2 separate regions of the Homo sapiens genome follow, and region 2 is linked to region 1. A link is an interaction called in ENCODE POLR2A ChIA-PET data of the cell type or tissue named here. Cell type or tissue: MCF 10A. All regions are shown on one strand. Links, peaks and the distances in the headings refer to the core of each region. The heading gives the core; the rest is flanking DNA.

What was found. ChIA-PET counts read pairs that join two places held together with the same protein. Peaks named below come from ENCODE experiments on the same cell type or tissue, not always from the same donor. Only the 100,000 strongest peaks of a DNase experiment are listed, where the experiment ranks them.
Region 2: POLR2A ChIA-PET joins it to region 1 with 6 read pairs; 7 of 35 experiments call an interaction of 5 or more read pairs at or near these places.

What each region holds. Positions count from the first base shown.
Region 1 is chr22:31,243,934-31,252,264 of GRCh38, reverse strand. All of the region lies in intron 2 of LIMK2 (LIM domain kinase 2), which reads right to left. Among named protein-coding and RNA genes, the nearest start is that of LIMK2, 36 kb to the right of the region's middle. RefSeq lists enhancers at 2,992-3,881, 3,882-4,772. In MCF 10A, for the core only: no CTCF peak of the experiment used is centred there; a DNase peak (open chromatin) is centred at 3,944.
Region 2 is chr22:31,109,029-31,115,988 of GRCh38, reverse strand. All of the region lies in intron 1 of LOC105372995 (a long non-coding RNA gene), which reads left to right. LOC124905100 (a long non-coding RNA gene) reads right to left here. Exons shown (of 2, transcript XR_007068063.1): 2 at 5,537-6,010. It also overlaps the pseudogene RPS15AP37. Among named protein-coding and RNA genes, the nearest start is that of SELENOM, 4.9 kb to the right of the region's middle. In MCF 10A, for the core only: no CTCF peak of the experiment used is centred there; no DNase peak of the experiment used is centred there.

The sequences.
Region 1 (8,331 bases), core at 1,438-6,437:
AGCTGAAATCAATTGATTCTAATAGATTTCTAATAATTAGGAAATAGTTACTGTGCATCTAGGATGTGTAAGAACAAGCAGGCAAGGTGCTGTGCTGAGAGAAGCCAAGTGAGATAAGATAGAGGCCCAGCCCTCACTTACATCCAAATTCTTCAGACAAAAATGTTTACAGGTAAATTCTCAACCTTATGGGGTAAAAGAACCAGTCATTATTGCAGTGGATTTACACATGTTAAAGCATAAGCCCTCCCATGTCCTGAGGAAGGCCTGGCTGGATGGTCATCCCTTAACCTCCCAGTGAACAGCCAGTTGTAGAGAAGCTTCTTTCAGCCCCTAGCCTCTGAATTGAGTGGGCTGAAGGAGAGAATGGGAAGCTCCCTCCACCACAGCCTGAGGGCACCTGGAGAGCACCACAACTGGGGATGCCAACTTTTCCCCAGGGCCCAGAAGGGCAGATATGACAGGGGCCTAGAGAGACTCTGTTCCATAAGAGCTCAGTCAAAAATCCCTTTATTACTCCTCCTTCCTGCAGATCCTATAGACTGAAACAGTCTGCCAATTAAGCTGTAATTATTATGGAATATGTTATTGTTGTTTTAAAAAATTAACCAAACACATAATGAAGCCTACGAACAGCAAGAAATAAGTGTTGCTAGAGTGCACTGATTCAGTTCCAACCAAAAACCAGGAAGACTGTAGTTTCAAGTATTTTGTGTAGTTGTACTGCAGTTAAAGACAGGGCCTCCATTATTTGGCAAATAATGGAAAAGAGCTTGTGTGCCTCTGAGGAGCCACATAAGTTGCAGAGCTGGGAACCATTCACCTGATCCAAGTCCTTCATTTTTCAGATAAGGAAAAGAGTCCCAGAGGACCTAAGGCACCTGCCAAAGGTTACTGTGAAGCTGGGCAGAGTTATGCATAATTTTTTCCCTTTAAACATGGATTGCTTTGGAACACAAAGGTTCATTTGTTTTCTTCAAGAGATAATGTGTAAACCCAAGCTCATTAAATCAGTATTGGACATTAAGTGAAATTCTATAAAAAGAAAAATGCTTTAAAGATGTCCGACAAAAGCCACTCCCTAATTTACCTCTTTTGTAAATTCCAATTTGAGGTATTTTCTTACTTGGAAGCACAGTGGTAATTGCAGCTCACTTCTCACGCTAGTGTGGTAGGAAAGACAGTGCATTCTCTGCTGAGTATGTATGGCCTGTCAGGCAGGGGTGTATGGGACACAGAAGTTGTATTCTTCATTCCCTTGCTCCCTCTTCCTCCCTCACATGTCACGCCTGATCATGTCCCCATGGAATCTGGTTGCGTCACTTTCCTTGCAACCACAGCCCCAGAACTCCCATAGACTTTGTACTCCCCCAGAGGCCTAGGGTCAAGAACTTAATTTGTTTCACAGAATCCAGCAAGGACCCTGTTCAGGAGCCCAAGAAGTCTAGCTTCTACTTTCTGCCAAGGATGAAACTGAGGCCCAAAGAGGAGCCCTTGAGGATATCCTATAATAAAAGAGGGAGGGGCTAATGGCAGAAACAGCTTTCTGACCAGGTAGTGATGTGGTAACGGATACCTGGGAGAGCAGAGGGTCTGGGTGGTCCCTCCCTGGGGGGAAAGAGCCCTGTGTGGCAGCTATCTCTTCAGAAGTGACTTCAGGAATGTGGCCTCTTATTTGGGGAAGGGAAGAATGTCTACGAAAGTCAGTCAGTACCCCCCAGACTCTAGCTGGGCAAACGGAGCTTGGGGGTAGGGGCAAGAAGATCAGGTTCTCCAGAAAGCCTGGGACAGAACAAGACAAACGGCAGGTGGACTTGGGTGGCATTAGTGGTCTGGCCCTTAAAGGTTCAGGTTGAGAGTTCACTATCTGCTCTAGCTTCTCCTCTTCCTGAGAAGTTGTGTCCTCCCTGGCTTCCCTGCCTCTCCAAGGGTAAAAGGGGTATAGTTCCTGGCTCCTAAAGGAACAACCCTTCTCCTAAGCTGCCTTCCCAGGATTAAGAGAAATTAATGAGGACCTGAAATGTGGCTACTTCAACACTTGGCATCTTAATTCCACATGTAAAAGCTTTCTCCTAAACTCAAGATCAATTTCCATTGGCTCTTTAGAAAACAATCTCAGCCACACCTTCAACAAGTCAGGCAAACTATCCCTTTTTTTACTCTCTGCTAGGAGAGGAAAACAAACCTGAGAATTTCCTCTCCACTAGGAGAAGAAAACAAACCTGCAGCCCCCTGAAGGATGAGAGAAAGTCAGGAAGACAGAAAAAGCTGCCCAGTGAGGCTCCATATGTTAACTCTGTTGAAACTGGTTGCCTCATCTGTAAAATGGGGATATATAATCTCTTTAGGCTGTTGAGAGATTAAAGGATAAAGTGTCTAGCAGGGCGCTTGGTAGAGTCAGCATTGAGGACCAGTTCCCTTCCCCCTTCCCCCTGTCCAGACACTTCCCAGCAATCTACCAGGGTCCGGTCATTCCACAAAACCACATGGTGCACTGCTTTTCTGCCCAGGGCCTGGCCACCTGACTAGTATCCCGGCAGCAAGATCTGGGCACTGGACCTAGCTTAGAGAAGCCAGAAGGGAAAAGTCGACCAGGACCACTGGTGAGGGGGAGGCAGCCTTTTTGGAACAACAGGCTGCTCCCAAAGAATGAAAACAAACCCCACCCTAGCCTGGAATGGCTCCATTCAGAAGGGACCCAGAGGGCCAGAAACCCCCTGGGGAGTTTCTATGGGAGGTGGAGTGGGGCAATGAGCAAAGAAAGCCAGGTTAGAGGTAGAGTTTCCACATCTCCCTCTGAGAAGCCCCACAGAGAGAGGCTCGTGGAGGTACTTAGGCCTAGGGACTGAGGAGGTGTGGGGGCTGGCCCAGCAGCTCAGGAACACTCTAAAGCCCATTGCTCCAGTCTTAGAAGCACTCGCCCAGGTCTTTCCCCAGCAACTACATTCACCTGGGAGCTCAGAAGCCCTTCAAGGCCAGAGGCAAATGTGCCTGCCATTAAGAGAACAAACGTTTATAAGGTGCCTACTGTGTACCAGGCTACCCACACCCAGGACTTGCCAGTTTCCACAGTTTGGCAAAACCTGCCCATCCTGCTTGTTGGGACAAATTCCTGGGCAGGCAGCATGGCCCGCAGGTAAGACATGTGAGAGCTGGAAACAGCACTCTATTTGGGCTATTCCCCCCGGAAGCAGTAACATCTACAATGGGCAGGTCAGTGGCATCTTTTGGAGGCTCCTTCAGGTTTGTCTGGGATAGAAGGGGAGCTGGAGCTCCCTAAGAAGTTCCTTCTGGGTATATCCCTCCCCTCACCACTTCCAGGACATAATGGGGGTACCTCACAAGGCCGATTCTCCTTGGGTATAACCTCCGCTGGCTTCTGCCCGGCAGAACCGATGGTAAAGGACTAAGTGAGAAGGAGATTTAGGGAGACCACCCTCCTCTCAGGACCAGGGGCCAGGAGAGATGGAGAGGGGAACTCGGAGACCAACTCACCGAAACAGGTCTCTGGAGGTGAAGTAAGCCGGGACTGACAAGTAACTCCCCATCTTCTTCCCACACCAGATAGACAGGCTCAGCTGCAAATCCGTCTGTGACTGCCTCAGGCCGGCTGTAGATGGCCACCATGACAGGCCCGGGGCTCCCGGCACCTCTGGCTGCAGGCAGGCTGCCCTGAGCTCACCTCTCCCTCCGGAGCAGCTGCGGGAGCCTGAGGACTCCAGGCCACTTGGCCCCCAGCAGATTCCCACAGGGGCTCATGGCTGGGATGGCTCCTCCCTAGTTCTCAGAAGCTCAGGCGGCCCCTCTGGACTCCGAGAAAACGACCTCTCTGTGGAGGCTACACACACACTGGCATTCTTGAGCAGGGGCCGGTGACTAGCTAAGAAAGAAGCGCTGCTGTCAAGTTAGCCTTCTTCTTCAGTCCCACCCCTGAATGAGGGAGGGAGGGAGGAAGAGGAGGGGCTCCCGCAGAACCGAGGTGTGTGGTTGGAGCAGCTGTTAGGAAACAGACCTTGCAGGCAAGGGGTGGAGCTGGGCTGGATCGAGGCTGCAGGCAGGCGCTGCAGACAATAACTGGGACCAATTGAGCGTCCATCCTGAGCTCAGGGAAGGGCAAGGCAGGATAGAGTGTGAACATATCTGGCCCCAGATGTCCTCAAGCAGAGGAGCTGCCTACAGGACAGTAATTCTGCTTGGAGGTGGAAAAAAAAAAAAAGCAGAGGATGCCAGGTCCAGGAAGAGCCACACCAGACGGGGGGACCTCTGGTAGGAGAGACAGGTCCAGAGAGCCATCCTAGCTCTGAGCTGCCATCTGTTCTGTCCTGGCACTAGGGCTCCCATTCATTCCCTCCCTCTGCCTGTCCTGGGGACAGCCTCAAGAGCTGACCAATGGGAGGTGCCACTTCCACTCCAGGGCAGGGCTGTGTTGCAAATAAGGAAACAAGGCCCAGAGTATTAACCTACACCTGATGTGTCTCCATGTGGCAAACACTATATGCACTCTTTTATTTCTCTGAGACAGGAATTATTCCCACTCTACAGACAAGAAAAGTGAGGTACAGAGAGATTAGGTAACTCACTCAAGGTCAAAAAGGGAGTCAGTGGCAGGGCTGGAATTTAAATGTAGGCTCATGTGACTCTAGAGCTGGAGCTCTCCCACTACCAGGCTTCATTCTGGCTCTTTAAGGAGAAAAATCTTTTCCAAAGCTCTCTGCAAATAGGATGGAGCCCAGGTTACTCTCATTCACTCACTATTCACTGAGTGTTCACATGCAGAACACCATCCATTGGCCTCAGTGGACAGTGGAGCTTCTTCTACTTGTCCTGTGATAACCATGCTTTTCAAACTGAAAAATGGGGCATGAGGGAGAAAAAGGCCTGGGGTGCCAAAAGGGATTGATAAGCCTAGGTATCTGGAATGGGAGCCCACCTGAACAGCCCCCAGTTGTGACGATGACCAAACCAGAGCCTACCATGTAGAAAGCCCTTGTCTCCCTGCCTGCAGGATTGTAAAGGAAAAAGCAAGGCTGCTGGAGGAAACCAGAACACTCAGATCTCACTACTGGATTTGGGGCAGTGACATCAGCTCTCCCTTACCAGGCACACACCGCTCACCATTGTAAAGAGCCAGAAGTCACCGTGCAGCTTCTATCTCTTACTGTGAACCATGGCAGGAAAGTCTGATAAAGATGGTAGATGGGGTTACAAGGGAGCCTTTTCCCATTCCACCAACTGGACACAGGGACAACAATGCATGTGATAAGAGCACATGGGTTTGAATACTGTTAAGAAGCTACCATTTATTGAGCAGTTAATATCTTCTAGGCCCTGTGTTAAGTGCTTAGCATTTATTATCCATCATGTTTAAATTGCCAGTAAAAGGAGGAAACGTCATCAGCCTCATTTAACAGATTAGGAAATAGGTTCTGAGGGGTTATGTCACTATTCTCAAGACAAATAGCTGATAAGTGGTGAGGGTGTTTTTTTTTTTTGTTTTTTTTTTTTTGAGTCAGGGTCTCTCTCTGTCACTCAGGCTGGAGTGCGGTGATGCCATCATGGCTCACTACAATCTTGACCTCGACCTTCTGGACTCAAGTGATCCTCTCACCTCAGCCTCCAGAGTAGCTGGGACTACAGATGCGTGCCATCACACCCAGCTGTGAGGCTGAGTTTCAAACCTGGTACATATGGCTCTAGAGCACAGGTCAAGGCACTTTTTCTGTAAAGGGCCAGAGAGCAAATATCTTAGGCTCTGCAGGCCATACAGACTGTCGTGGCCACTCAATTGTGTCATTATAGGGCAAAAGCAGCCATATATAAAACATAAACTAAGGGACATGGCTATGTTCCAACAGATATTTACTTATGGAAAGATTTTTTTCTTTTTTTTTTTTTTCTTTTGAGATTCAGTCTCACACTGTTGCCCTGGCTAAAGTGCAGTGGTATAAACATGGTTCATTGTAGTCTCAACCACCTAAGCTCAAGTGATCCTCCTACCTAAGCCTCCAGTGCATCCTGGGACCACACGTGCTGGCCACCATACCCAGCGTGTGTGTGTGTGTGTGTGTGTGTGTGTGTGTGCGTGCGTGCGTGTGTCGGAGTCTCGCTCTGTTGCCCAGGCTGCAGTGTAGTGTCGCGATCTTGGCTCACTGCAACCTCCGCCTCCCAGGTTCAAGCAATTCTCTTGTCTCAGCCTCCCAAGTAGCTGGGACTACAGGCGCATGCCACCATGCTCGGCTAATTTTTGTGTTTTTAGTACAGACAGGGTTTCACCATATTGGTCAGGCTGGTCTTGAACTCCTGACCTCAGGTGATCCACTTGCCTCGGCCTCCCAAAGTGCTGAGATTATAGGTGTGAGCCACTGCGCCCGGCCCTGGCTTATTTTTTTTTATTTTTTGTAGAGACAGGGTCTCACTTTGTTGCCCAGGCTGGGACACTGATATTTGAGTTTCATGTAATTTCCACATGTCACAAAGCATTCTTTTGCTTTTTTTCCCCTAACCATTAAAAATCACAGGTCATATAGGCCAGGCATAGTGGCTCATGCCTATAATCCCAGCATTCGAGAGGCCAAGGAGGGAGGACTGCTTGAAGCCAGAAGTTTGAGACCAGCCTGGGTAACAAACCAAGACCCTATCTCTACTAAAAAAATCAGTCAATCAGGCCAGTCATGGTGGCTCACGCCTGTAATCCCAGCACTTTGGAAGGCTGAGGCGGGCAGATCACCTGAGGTTGGAAGTTCGAGACTAGCCTGACCAACATGGAGAAACCCTGTCTCTACTAAAAATACAAAAATTAGCCAGGCGTGGTGGCACATGCCTGTAATCCCAGCTACTCGAGAGGCTGAGACAGGAGAATCGCTTGAACCCAGGAGGCAGAGGTTGCGGTGAGCTGAGTTCGTGCCATTGCATTCCAGCCTGGGCAACAAGAGTGAAACTCTGTCTCAAAAAGAAAAAAAAAATCAATCAATCACAGGCCGTATTAAAATAGGCAATGGGCCATAGCTTGCCGGCCTCTGTTCTAGAACCACAGAGCTCAACCACTCTGTTTACTACCTCTAATAGTGAAGAACAGCTCTTGGTGTTTGTGCAGAGCTCAGCCATATCTATCTATCTATACCACGAAGACACCACACTCTAGCCCCAGAGGCAGCCAGAAGAAGGAAGCACTGAACAGGTGCTCACCCTGTATTAAACATTGCTTGCAGCACTACTTGTATGAATGAATTTTAACCCCCACTATTCCACAGTGCTGTGATTTTTCTCTTTACAGATAAAGCAACTGAGGTACAGGGAGGTTAAATCACTTGCCTGAGGTCACTCAGCTGTAAATGTGAGAAGTGAAGCCAGGATTTGAACCCAGACTAGACATTATAGACAACGTTCTACCATGCTATACCAAAGCTCAGCCTGGGCCCAGAGCCAGACTGTCTGGGTTTGAATGCGACAATGCACTGCATGTAAGCCCTTGGCACAAAGTCTGGGACACATTAAAGGTTGATAAATGTTAGCCATTAATATCATTAAGACTATTGTTACAACTACTGTGGGCTAGCTATGTGGCCTTTAGCAAGTCACTCTCTCTGTCTGGGCCTTGGTTAGGTCTCTAAATAGCTCCCAGCATCAACATTTTTCACCCCTATGAGGTTGCAGAGGGCTCTCTATTTTCCTTGGGTCTCAAGTTGAGTTTAAACTCTTGAGCAGGAGGTCAGGATCCTAGCCGAGGGGACACACAAGGGCCACAGAGGAGGTGAGGTGGGCTGGAAGTGGGGAAATAACATACGGGATACTGAAAGGGCTGCCCAGCTGGAGAGCTGGGAGCAATCTTTCTCCCAGCCACACAGACAACTATTTCTCACCAAAAATCTATTATGTTCCCCTGTAATTCAATCAGGCAAGAAGGGGGCCCCAAATTAAGTCTGGGACTAGCAAATTATCTTTTAATTGTACCCTCTGATTTCCATGTGATGAACACAGTACTAATGGAAGAATATGCAAGCCACAAAGAGACTGAGGCCAGGGAGCCTATGAGCATAACTCCTCTTGACATTTCACACAGCTCTGCTGTTCCAGCGGCGACGGGCTCAGTGAGTCGGTGTCTAGGAATGTGAGCAGGAGGCTGCAGGCGCTCTCCTCTCCCCCTACTCCTCTTACAAAGGACTTGGTGGGTGGGTGGGGAATAAGTGAGAGGACATCTCAATGCCATGAAAACTGCCTCCCCCTGGAAGAGGAACAGCCTTCTCCCCATGTCCTGAGTTGAAGCAGAAGCCCCTCCCAGGTGGAATCCATTTGACCTCCAAAAATTCAGACTTCAGGAGGAACCTTTGAAGG
Region 2 (6,960 bases), core at 38-5,037, 130 kb after region 1:
TTAAATATCTTTTTTTAGAGATGGGTTCTCACTATGTTGTCCAGGATAGTTTGGAACTCTTGGCCTCAAGTTATCCTCCTGCCTCAGCCTCCTGAGTAGCTGGGTTTATAGACACAAGCCACCACAACCAGCTCCCTTTATTGTTTAAGCCAGTTTAAATTGGGGTTTCTATGACTTGCAGCCCACAGCATCACAACTCCCAATTGATATTACCAGATTACTGTTTTTGTTGCTTTTTTCTTGCTATTTAATACCATAACCACGAACATTCTCCATGTCATTCCATCTATGCTGCATCTTTTTTTTTTTTTTTGAGATAGAGTCTCACTCGCCCAGGCTGGAGTGCAGTGGTGCGATCTCAGCTCACTGCAACCTCTGCCTCCTGGGTTCAGGCAATTCTCTTGCCTTAGCCTCCCAAGTAGCTGAGATTACAGGCAGCCATCACCATGCCCAGCTAATTTTTATATTTTTAGTAGAGATGGGGCTTCACCATATTGGCCAGGCTGCTCTCAAACTCCTGACCTCAGGTGATCCGCCCACCTCGGCCTCCCAAAGTGCCGGGATTACAGGCGTGAGCCACCCACGCCCAGCCTGCTGCATCATTTTTAACAATTGCATGGTTTTCCATCCTATGGAGGTACACTCATTAATTTAACTCATCCCCTGCTGTGACATGCTTAGGTTATATCCCCAGTTCTTCACCACGATAAATGGTATTCTAATAAACAAGCTTGACCTAACAATCCTCTCTCTGATGATTACTTTGGGGCTAATTCTGAAAAATGGAATTACTGGGTCAAAAAAAGTTTTTAGAGTTTTGATTTTGCCCTTCAGAAAGCCAGGGTGAATTCATACTTCCCCAGCAGTGAACAGAGTGTTAGAGATAGCTTACTGTGTGAATAGTCTGGACAAGACTAATCATATTGACTACATACTCATATTATATATATATATATATATATATATATATATATATATATATATATATATTTTTTTTTTTTTTTTTTTTTTTTTTTTTTTTTTTGAGACGGAGTCTTGCTCTATCACCCAGGCTGGAGTGCAGTGGCACAATCTTGGCTCACTGCAGCCTCTGCCTCCCGGGTTCAAGTGATTCTCCTGCTTCAGCCTCCCAAGTAGCTGGGATTATAGGCATGCACCACCATGCCTGGCTAATTTTTGTATTTTTAGTAGAGACGAGGTTTCACCATGTTGGCCAGGTGGCCTCGAACTTCTGACTCAAGTGATCTCCCTGCCTCAGCCTCCCAAAGTGCTGGGATTATTGGTATGAGCCACCATGCCCGGCCAAGCCTATTATTTTTATATCTTTACAATCAAGTTAGTAAAGGGGAAGTTAGCAGGGTGCAAACAAAAGACTCAGTGCAGACTTAACTTCTCTAGAAGGCACAGTAGGCTCAGTGTTTAGGGCCCACTATACTTTTAGGGGGTCCATGAAAGTGTTTTTTTTTTTTTTTGAGACGGAGTCTCGCTCTGTCACCCATGCTGGATGGAGTGCAGTGGCGTGATCTCGGCTCACTGCAAGCTCCGCCTCCCGGGTTCACGCCATTCTCCTGCCTCAGCCTCCCGAGTAGCTGGGACTACAGGTGCCCGCCACCACGCCTGGCTAATTTTTCGTATTTTTAGTAGAGACGGGGGGGTTTCACTGTGTTAGCCAGGATGGTCTCAATCTCCTGACCTTGTCATCCGCCCGCCTCGGTCTCCCAAAGTGCTGGGATTACAGGCGTGAGCCACCGCGCCTGGTCGAAAATGTTTTTAATATTCTTTAAAATTAGAAGGATACACTGGGAAGTTAAGGTTAAAAAAAAAAGGAAACATATACTAATAATAATGAATCCAGCCTAGATTATAGTTATCTTTTTACCAAAGCAATTGAAAATCAAATATATATAATATTTATGTATATTATGTATATTTAATGGAGGCATGTGTCCATATCCCAGCTACTCAGGAGGCTAAGGCAGGAGCATTGTTTGAGGCCAGGAGTTGAACACTAGCTGGGACAACACAGAAAGACCCTGTCTCTAAAAAAAAAAAGAAAAAAGAGGCCAGGCACAGTGGCTCATGCCTGTAACCCCAGCATTTTGGGAGGCGGAGGCGGGCGGATCACTTGAGGTTGAGACCAGCCTAACATGGTGAAATCCTGTCTCTACTAAAAATAAAAAAAATTATCCGGGCATGATGGCACGCTCCTGTAATCCCAGCTACACAGGAGGCTGAGACACGAGAATCGATTGAACCTAGGAGGTGGAGATTGCAGTGAGCCAAGATTGTGCCACTGCACTCCAGCCTGGGCGACAGAGCAAGACTCCGTCTCAAAATAAAAATAAAAATTAAAAAAAGAAAAAAGAAAGAAAACCCTAGGATCCATGAAAGTCATAATGCAGCCTTGGCTCGGTATTGAGAAGGAGTCCCTAGATTCAATGGGAAAAGAGGACAGTGACGAACTTGCTGTGTCTGTGGAAGAAAGCATGAAGAAGAGAACTGGCATCCTAATCTGGTGATCTGGTGATCCGTTCTCCTTTTTTTTTTTTTTTTTAATTGTAGGCATTTTATCTGCAAATGCATATTACCTCCTTAGAAAAAGAATTCCAGGATTTTACCTCCTGTGTGTTTTCGTCTTGCTTCTTTGTGATCCATGATGCCAGCTGAGGTTGTGAGTACAATGAAACCCAACTGGCAGGATGGGAGCAGATTATTCTGCCATTTTTCTAGATTTTTGAGTTGCACATCAAATCAGGGGCTGATTACTCCACACTTGTTTAACCTGCCTGTGAGGTTCACAGCAGTTTTCCTAGCTCTGTGATCATCAATGACTTCAACTTCACCAGTGTAACTATGCTTCATCACCACAGTTAGAAACCAGACGACGACATTATAAGAACCTGGTGTTTGCCTCTCTTTTGGCATTGTTGATGCTCTTGAGAGCATCAGCCGGGACATTCATGCACACCATTATGGCAGCACATGGCAGAAAGAGCTATCTGCTTATGTATGAGATTGAGAGGTGAAGCCAGCTGGACTTCCTGGGTGGAGTGGGGACTTGGAGAAATTTTCTGTCTAGCCAGAGGATTATAAATGCACCAATCAGCGCTCTGTGTCTAGCTGAAGAATTGTAAATGCACCAATCAGCACTCTGTAAAAATGCACCAATCAGTGCTCTGTGTCTAGATAGAGGATTGTAAATGCACCAATCAGCACTCTGTAAAATGGACCAATCAGCACTCTGTAAAATGGACCAATCAGCAGGATGTGGGCGGGGACAAATAAGGGACTAAAAGCTGGCCGCCACTGCCACCCTTCATCCCCAGCCAGCAGCCGGCAACCTGCTTGGGTGCCCTTCGGTGCTGTGGAAGCTTTGTCCTTTCGCTCTTCCCAATAAATCTTGCTGCTGCTCACTCTTTGGGTCCTCACCACCTTTAAGAGCTGCAACAGCCTGTAATCCCAGCACCTTGGGAGGCCAAGGTGGGCGGATTACGAGGTCAGGAGATCAAGACCACCCTGGCTAACACGGTGAAACCCCATCTCTACTAAAAATACAAAAAATTAGTTGGGCATGGTGGTGGGCATCTGTAGTCCCAGTTACTCGGGAGGCTGAGGCAAGAGAATGGCGTGAACCCAGGAGGCAGAGCTTGCAGTGACCTGAGATTGTGCCACTGCACTTCAACCTGGGGGCGACAGAGCGAGACTCCGTCTCAAAAAAAAAAAAAAAAAAAAAGAAAGAAAGAAAAGAAAAATAGAAAAAAGAGAGTTGTATCACTCACCGTGAAAGTCCGTGGCTTCATTCTTGAAGTCAGTGAGACCACTAACCCACTGGAAGGAAGAAACTCCAGACACATTTGAAGGAACAAACTCTGGACACACCATCCTTAAGAGCTGTAACACTCACAGTGAAGGTCCGCGGCTTCATTCTTGAAGTCAGTGAGACCACCAACCCACTGGAAGGAAGAAACTCCGGACTCTCAAGATGAGTGCAGAGACATGTTGGGTTCAAGTCCCAAATCCACAGTTCACTCATTTCACCTTTCTGAGCCTGTTTCCTAACCTGCAAAATGGAGTTCACGGGGTCTTTATGAGGTAAGGAAGGAACTGATAATGAAAGCTAACACTGTCCTAGTAGGTACTTTTTTTTTTTTTTTTTTTTGAGTCAGAGTCTCATTCTGTCGCCTGGCTGGAGTGCAGTGGCGCGATCTCGGGTCACTGCAACCTCCGCCTCCCAGGTTCAAGTGATTCTCCTGCGTCAGCCTCCCGAGTAGCTAGGATTACAGGCATGCACCACCACACCTGGGTAATTTTTTTGTATTTTTAGTAGAGACGGGGTTTCACCATGTTGGCCAGGATGGTCTTGATCTCTTGACTTCGTGATCTGCCCGCCTCAGTCTTTTTTTTTTTTTTTTTTTTTTGAGACAGTCTCACTGTGTCGCCCAGGCCGGAGTGCAGTGGTGCGATCTCGGCTCACTGCAACCTCCACCTCCCGGGTTGAAGCGATTCTCCTGCCTCAGCCTCTGGAGTAACTGGGACTACAGGTGCCCGCCACTATGTGCCCAGCTAAATTTTTTTTTTTTTTTTTGAGACAGAATTTTGCTCTTGTTCCCCAGGCTGGAGTGCAGTGGCGCCATCTTGGTTCACTGCAACCTCCGCCTCCGGGTTCAAGCAAATTTTCCTGCTTCAGCCTCCCGAGTAGCTGGGATTACAGACATGAGAATCATGCCTGGCTAAGTTTTGTATTTTTAGTAGAGGTGGGGGGTTTCACCATGTTGGTCAGGCTGGTCTCGAACTCCTGACCTCAGGTGATCCACCCACCTTGGCCTCCCAAAGTGCTGGGATTACAGGCATGAGCCACCATGCCCGTCCTGTATTAGGTACTGTTCTAATGAGCTTTATATGTGTTAACCCCTTTATCCTGCCAATCCCAACAGGGTACACAATATTGCATCACCACAATGTGTGCTCTGGGAAGTAAAAACCTTGATTGGAATTTTTGTCCAAAGAAATAAAAAGGCCAGGTGGAGTGGCTCACACCTGTAATTCTAGCACTTTGGGAGGCTGAGGCAGGAGGATCACTTGAGACCAGGAGTTTGAGACCAGCCTGGTCAGCAGCAAGACCCCGTAATCTACTGAATAAACAAACAGCGCAAACAGGGATTCCCTAGGGTTCGGTTTTCCTATCTCTTTTTTTCTACAACCAAATTGGTTTATTACAGGAATGCAAGGTTTAACATATGAAAATCAGTTCACATATTTTACCACATTTAATAAAATAAAGGAGAAAAACCACATGATCATCTCAATAGATGCAGGAAAACATTTGACAAAGTTCAACATCCATTCATGATAAAAGCTCTAAGAAAAATAGAAATAGAAAACTTTCTTTTACAAAAGGCACCAGTAACAAACCTACAGCAAACATGATCGTTTAAAGATGATATCTGGAAAAAGACAATTATCAGTTCCAGTCAACATTGTACCAGAGGCCCCAGACCGTAAAATTAAGACAGTGCAACGAAACAAAACCAAGGTATAAGGACCAGAAAGGAAGAAAACCACTTTTATTTCCAGATGATATAATATGCATATGTAGAAAATAAAAAAAAATATCCAGTTAAACTATTAGAGTAAGAAAATTCAGTAAGGTCACTGGCTGCAAGGTTAATATACAAAAATCAATTGTCTTCCTATATGCTACTACCAAGCAACTTGAAAATGAATATGTAAAAACAATAGAGTTTGTAATGCTATAAAAAATTAAATACCTAGGAGTAAATCTAATGAAAGATATGCAAGATATTTATTCTAAAAACCACAAAATATTATTGAAGGAAATTAAAGAAGACCTATAGAAATGGAGGGACTTACTATGTTCGTGGAAGAAAAGTCACAATAATGTAAAGCTGTAGAGTCTCCCCACATTGATTTCCCCAGTGGGAATCTGAAATCCTGATAGAAATTTGGAAGGTTTTTCTGTGGAGGTTGACGAGCTGGCCCTAAATTGTACCTGGAAGTGTGAAAGGCCAAGTATAGTCAAGACAACCTTCAAGAAGAACAAAGCTAGACTGCGATGGCTTACTGAGGCTGTGGGATCACACATGGCCCTCACCACAGGAAAATGTAGGCCACAGGCCAGGCATGGTCGCTCATGCCTGTAATCCCAGTACTTTGGGAGGCCAAGGCAGGAGGATCACTTGAGCCCAGGAGTTTGCGACCAGCTTGGTCAACATGGTGAAACCTCGTCTCTACTAAAAAGACAAAAAATTAGCCGGGTGTGGTGGCCGACGCCTGTAATCCCAGCTACTTAGGAGGCTGAGGCAAGAGAATCGCTTGAACCTGGGAGGCAGAGGTTGCAGTGAGTCCGGATCATGCCACTGGACATGAGAGTGTCCAGCCTGGACAATGAGAGTGAAACTCCGTCTCAAAAAAAAAAAAAAAAAATCAGCTGGGCATGATGGTGCATGCCTGTAGTCCCAGCTACTCAGGAGGCTGAGGTGGGAGGATTGCTTGAGCCTGGGAGGTTCAGGCTGTGATTGAGCCACTGCACTCCAGCCTGGGCAACAGAGCAAGACTCTGTCTCAAAAAAAAAAAAAAAATAGCCAGCCCAGCAGCTCACACCTGTAATCCCAGGACTTTGGGAGGCCAAGGCGGGTGGATGACTTGAGGTTAGGAGTTCGAGACCAGCCTGGCCAAGATGATGAAACCCCCATATTTACTAAAAATACAAAATTAGCTGGGCGTGGTGGTGGGCACCTGTAATCCCAGCTACTTGGGAGGCTGAGGCAGAAGAATCGCTTGAACCTGGGAGGTGGAGGTTGCAGTGAGCTGAGATCGTGCCACTGCACTCCAGCCTGGCTGACAGAGCAAGACTCTGTCTCAAAAAAACAAACAAACAAAAAAACAAAAAAAAATGGGCCAGGCGCAGTGGCTCACACCTGTTATCCCAGCACTTTGGGA